2 separate regions of the Homo sapiens genome follow, and region 1 is linked to region 2. Evidence: read pairs that join two places in POLR2A ChIA-PET (ENCODE). Cell type or tissue: HepG2. All regions are shown on one strand. Links, peaks and the distances in the headings refer to the core of each region. The heading gives the core; the rest is flanking DNA.

What was found. Peaks named below come from ENCODE experiments on the same cell type or tissue, not always from the same donor. Only the 100,000 strongest peaks of a DNase experiment are listed, where the experiment ranks them.
Region 1: POLR2A ChIA-PET joins it to region 2 with 9 read pairs; 1 of 35 experiments calls an interaction of 5 or more read pairs at or near these places.

The regions. Positions count from the first base shown.
Region 1 is chr6:421,222-424,131 of GRCh38, reverse strand. No RefSeq gene overlaps it. Among named protein-coding and RNA genes, the nearest start is that of IRF4, 31 kb to the right of the region's middle. In HepG2, for the core only: no CTCF peak of the experiment used is centred there; a DNase peak (open chromatin) is centred at 1,231.
Region 2 is chr6:1,074,758-1,077,667 of GRCh38, reverse strand. All of the region lies in intron 1 of LINC01622 (long intergenic non-protein coding RNA 1622), which reads left to right. Among named protein-coding and RNA genes, the nearest start is that of LINC01622, 25 kb to the left of the region's middle. In HepG2, for the core only: no CTCF peak of the experiment used is centred there; a DNase peak (open chromatin) is centred at 1,637.

The DNA.
Region 1 (2,910 bases), core at 86-2,585, 650 kb after region 2:
GGTTCGGACTGGCGGGGCTGTTGTGCTGGGCTGGCCGGGAAGGGCTGGCTCGGGGCCCGCAGGAGCCAGGCCACAAGGAGACGGCCCTGGGAAGCCTTCCCTGTGCCCTGTTCAGGACAGGCGAGCAAAGTCACCTGCAAGTCCTTACCGATCCTCTTCCCCAGCAGGGCCCAGCACCTCCTGCCCTCTTCCCGGGCACCCACGGGCTCCTGGAGGTGGTCCCAGCCAGCACGGGCCCCGCGGCCACGCGTCTCACGGCACTGGGAGCCTCTGCAGCCCCCGCCGCACCCCAAGCCTTGCCCTGAGGCCCCCTCCGCCCACACCCCACCTCTTTCCCCGCGGCCACACCCATCTTTCAGGGGTTTCTCCTTCAAACTCCAGGACAAAAACAGCCGTCCCAAATGTTGGGGACCTACCCAGGTCTCAGGCAGACTCTGCTAGCACTAACGTGCTTCCATTCTCTACCTTGTTCCATAGCTGAGTTTTTCTTCTGCGCTCCAAAGGGACTTTGTGAGGGCTCCCTGCCTCCATCCTACAGAGGAGGTGGCATCCTGTGCCACACATGGTCTCTCTTTGGAGGCTGAAGAAAGTCTGGGATCAAGAGTAAGAGGCACAAGGGCTCCCTGCTCCTCACCCAGAGTGTCTTGAACAGAGCAGTGGGAGAGCAGGGACTCCGTCCAGGCAGGCAGGCCACAAGCCCATGGAAGCCCCATGGCCCCTCCACTCACCTTCCTCTTCTGGCTGTGGTCACTGGTGAGGGGAGACATGAACTAGCGCCTGATTCCAGGTGGAAGGAACCAGGTAGAAGGGGAGGGACAGCCTCCCAGCACAGAGGAGACTAAGAACAAAGTGACCAGCCGGCCAGGTCCAGGTTGGCTGCATGTGGCCAGGCAGCTCACGCTGAGAGGGGACGTCACTCCATCTCTCATTCTGCTTATTCTCTCCTTTAGACGGTTAAAATCTATTTTTAAAATTTTCAACCTAAACATCTTTTAAAGTTCAATGTTTTGTATCATGACCTGGGTCCTAAATGTCAAAAAAAAAAAAAAAAAAAAAAAAAAAACCCTGAATTTTGTTTTGCCATTGCTTATGAACATGAGGGAAAGCAGGCCTCTTGGTTGTTTCATGAACCTTTAAAACATTGAGCAAAAGTTATGTGGTCACAAAATCACACGGTGGTGAGTAAGCTCCGGTGCGAGGTCACCCAAGCAAACATAGCCACGGGGATGACTAAAATGTTCAGGCACCTCTGAAGTGAGTGTCTCAGCTTCAGTTGTTTGCATTTCTTGGCTCTTTTTTTTTTTGCCAGGAAAAGACTCCAACATGTAATCATTTACAGAGAAGAGTCATGTTTCAGCAACATGGAAAAAATGTAAATCAATCTATGAGACTGACCATGGACAAGGACTTTATGTTCCTTATCCAGAAGGAAGGCAGAATTTTCCAACAAAGCTGTGAAATTGTAGGAAAGCATCCAGTCACCAGGTTTCAGAGAGATTTGCTTGTTGGAGATTTATGGCCGATCAGAGAAAACGGTTGGTCAGAGAAAGAGGAAACCCCTCCTTCCAGTCTATAACTTGACCTACTGATTAAAGTTACAGGGTAAAAATGAAGATCTCCCCTGAAGTCAATAATCAATCAAGTAATTAATTCTTAATTGATTAAATTTTCTGTTCATCTGATAAGCATGAGGCCCCAAAAGCAGATGCTAGGCACCATGGGAGACAGATGGGAATTTGGTGTCTCTCTAAGGAGTAGTACTACACCTGCCACGGGTTTCGGAATCCAGAGGACTTCAGATGCATCTAAAGGCATTTTAATTCTTATTAATTATTTAAAAAAGATGTTGGAAAATAGATATATCATTGGCCCATCAAACTTGTGGCTTTTACACGTTTTATTGCTCAACATGGTGCTAAAGTAGATATTTAACTTTAGGCCAGGCACAATGGCTCATGCCTGTAATCCTAGCACTTTGGGAGGCTGAGATGAGCAGATCACCTGAGGTCAGGAGTTTGAGACCAGCCTGGCCAACATAGTGAGACCCCATTTCTACTAAAATAACAAATATTAGCCAGGTGTGGTGGCACATGCCTATAGTCCCAGCTACTTGGGAGGCTGAGGCAGGAGAATTGCTTGAACCCAGGAGGCAGAGGTTGCAGTGACCCAAGATGGTGCCATGGCACTCCAGCCTGGGTGACAGAGTAAGACTTCGTCTAAAGAAAAATGTTTAAAACCAACAGTTTTAAGAAAATAGCAATACTTTTAAAAGTATTTTAAGAAGTAATGTTTTAAATAGATAACAGATACTAAATGCATAATAGTCATATTTTTAAATTAAATAATGTTTAAATAAATAATCAAAAGTTTGAAGGCAGTGTAAATAGGACTAAAATTTAGGAAACACTGAGGTAAGAAGGTACTGCCCTACTCTCAAAGGAGCTTCTAATGAATACCAAGTTAGTAATAGCTGCTGTGCTTTAAATGTGTCCCCCAAATTTCATGTGTTGAAAACTTAACCCCCACATTGATTTGCTGATGATATTTGGAGGTAGGGCCTTTGGGAGGTAATGAGGATTAGATAAGGTCATGAGGGTGCGGCCCCCATGATGGGACTGGTGGCTTCCTAAGGAGAGGAAGAGAAACCTGAGCTGGCGTGCCCATGCCCTCTGGCCATGCGACACCCTCAGCCATGCGACGTTATGATGCAGCAAGGAGGTCCTTACCAGGTACCAGTGCCATGCTCTTGGACTTCCCAGCCTCCAGAATCATAATAATACATACTTTTCTTTGTAAATTACCCACTCTATGGTATTCCATTATAGCAACAGGCAACAGACTAAGACAATTCGCCAATATTTACATAGGATTAACTGTGCCCCAGCTATTACTCTTAGCACTTTATCACTA
Region 2 (2,910 bases), core at 223-2,722:
CTGATGACTTGAATATCCTCCCAATCGCACCACGTATGTTGAAAGGAGGCTTTCTATTCACTGTTTCCTAATGGTGGCATTATTCATCTCTGTTTCAGATAAGCGCCTAACACAATTTTTGGTTTGGTTCTGCCCTTTTGAAGGAGAATTGTAACTCTTTTCTGCTTATAGAGTTATTGGGAATATTAGGGTAGCAGCCCTTTGGAATATTTTTGTCTTAACACAAAGCAGAACGGAGAAAGTGAGCTTAATGTCACAAAGAAGTAAGACCCGTGGTGGGAGCAGGAGCTTGCCTACGCAGCCTAGCAGCCCGCAGCTAGCAGCTCTCACTGGGCCCCCTGGCCCAGCAACCCTGGCCTAGCTCAGCAGTGGCTGCACGCACCCCAGAGAAGCACAAGATCCCGCGGGGAGCCTGAGAACAAGTTCGTAGCTTATCTAAGAAAGCCGTCAGTGTTGATCAAGGGTATGGCTTCTGATAACATTTTCACTCCAACTCCAAACAGAATGACCTAACTTGCCACTCCTGTGAACGTCTGAAGTAGGTTTAGTCACAAAGAAGAAAGTACTAGAACCCTTGCAATAATTTTGTTTGTTTTCATGCTTATTACTCAGCATAGGTCTAGAAAAAGGCTGGCAAACTTATTCTGTCAGGGACCTGGTAGTAAAGATGTTAGGCTTTGTGGGCTGGGCTGTACGAATACCCAGCTCTGCCGTGCAGCCACAGACCATCCACAAGCAAATGGGCTTGGCTGTTTCCCAGTAAAACTTTATTTATAAAAACACTGGGCTCCTGGGGCTGGATTTGGTCTGTGGCCAGCAGTTTGCTGACACCTGGTCTAAGAAGACAAGTGTATAATGTTCTCTAAACACCTCGACATGGGCTTTGCTCAGTAGCCAGGTCTGGGTCTCTGCTTTCTAGAAGCTCCCAGAGGCCAGGGCGGAGTAGGGCTGTGTCCCTCCCATGAGCTGTGGGAGGGCTGCTCTCCGCCCAACAAGGTCTCTGCCCTACCTCCCTGCCCTCTGTCCGGAATCCTCTTCTGCTTTCTACCCAGAAATTCTCAGAGTGCAAGAGGCTGGGCTCCTGGGCGCAGCAGGAGCTCTGAGTCTTTCTGGTTCCTACATGACTGAACTAGGCATTGGAGCCTCTTCCCCGTTGTCTCTAAACCTAGATTTTACTTCCTGAACTTCTGGAACATGAAGCTTGCGCTCTATCAACCAAACCTCGAAGTCTCCCAATTATAAAAGAACAGCAGGGCCGGGCGTATTGGCTCATGCCTGTAATCCCAGCACTTTGGGAGGCCGAGGCGGGCAGATCACTTGATCCCATGAGTTCGAGACCAGCCTGGCCAACATGGCGAAACCCCATCTCTACTAAAAATACAAAATTAGCCAGGGGTGGTGGTGGGCGCCTGTAATCCCAGCTACTCAGGAGGCTGAGGCATGAGAATTGCTAGAACCCAGGAGACAGAGGTTGCAGTGAGCCCAGATCACACCATTGCACTCCAGCCTGGCCAACAGAGATACTTCGTTGCAAAAAAAAAAAAGAAAAAAAAAAGTAGAAAATCTAGGACCATTATGTCCATGGAGAATCAAACAAGCTCACCGGAATGTTTTTGAACTTTACACACATTTGCAAACAGACTGAAATAACCTGAGTAGGAGACTGGTGGGGCAGATAAATAGTTACTAAATGATTTTGAAGTTCGACTTTGAATAGTTACCTGAATAGACTTTGTTAGCTTTGGTAGATAATATATTTGGTAGTTAGCCCTGTATTCCTATTGTCTTTGCTATTTAATATAGCAAATGTTCAAGAGTTTAGGAGACTAGGAGGCTATGGAAACACAAATCCTGACTTTCGTGTGTTTCCTCCTGCAAAGTGCTCTTCCTTGCTTGTGTTAACAGGAGTACAACAGGAAACCACGTTCCATTAGATAGCAATCCTGGGAAAACCATTGAAAGAAGAAACATTCTGAGCATGCTTTGTGAATAGAAGAGTGGATTTAAACAAATTAACCAACATTTAAATTCCTCATCTGTGGGTTATTGCCAGAATAAATTCAGTGCTTGCCTTGGCCAGAGTTTGTTTGGTTTTAAGGGGCCAAACCCCACCACAGCGTAGTAAAAGGAAGCCTTACCAGAAATACACAGGAAGCCTCTGGGACCAGGGGCAGGTGCAGGAGCTGGAAGGGGGCTGGAAGCAGCGGGGCTCTCTCCTGTCCTCCCTGCCTCCTACCCCAGGTCTCTCCTCTCAGGCTTAACATGGGGAATTGTACATTTTCCAGCATTTCTTTGCAAACCAGCCTTCTCTGCTTGCTTCTTGGTGTGCTTAGTTCCTAGTGGGCATCCCCAGAAGATCATCTCATTTCTAGAATCCTCACACCTCAGAGAGGGTCAAAAACTTAGAAGGACCTTCATATTTGTATATCAGGTTAATAAATATTTATTAATTTGATGGCTTGACAGATTGAATAAGTTTGGTATCTAAAGATAACCAGAAATTTCTTGGCCAAACTTGATATTCCTGGGATGGAGAAGCTACTTGGCTGGACTTGAGCCAGTGTCCAAGATTTGTCCAGCCAGCTGTGAGGCTGTGACTCCCTGCACCATGGGGGCCATACCTTGTATCATCAAGAGGGTTTGCAGAAGAGGCCTGGGCATCCCAAAAGGTACCCACTCTTGTGCTTTCACTTATTCTCAACACCAGGTTACCGAAATCAATGAGCTATCAATTTAACAAGTGACTTAGGTCATGTCACAGCCCAAACAATTTGGTGGGCTGCTAAGCTAGATGCTCCTTAGACCCTGATGTATGTGCAGTTGGTGATCTCTTGGCAGAAGGGGAAGCGTGGACTCTAGTGAAATAGTCTATTCCCATGTCCAGCCTGGACTGTTCTGTCGCTGATTCAC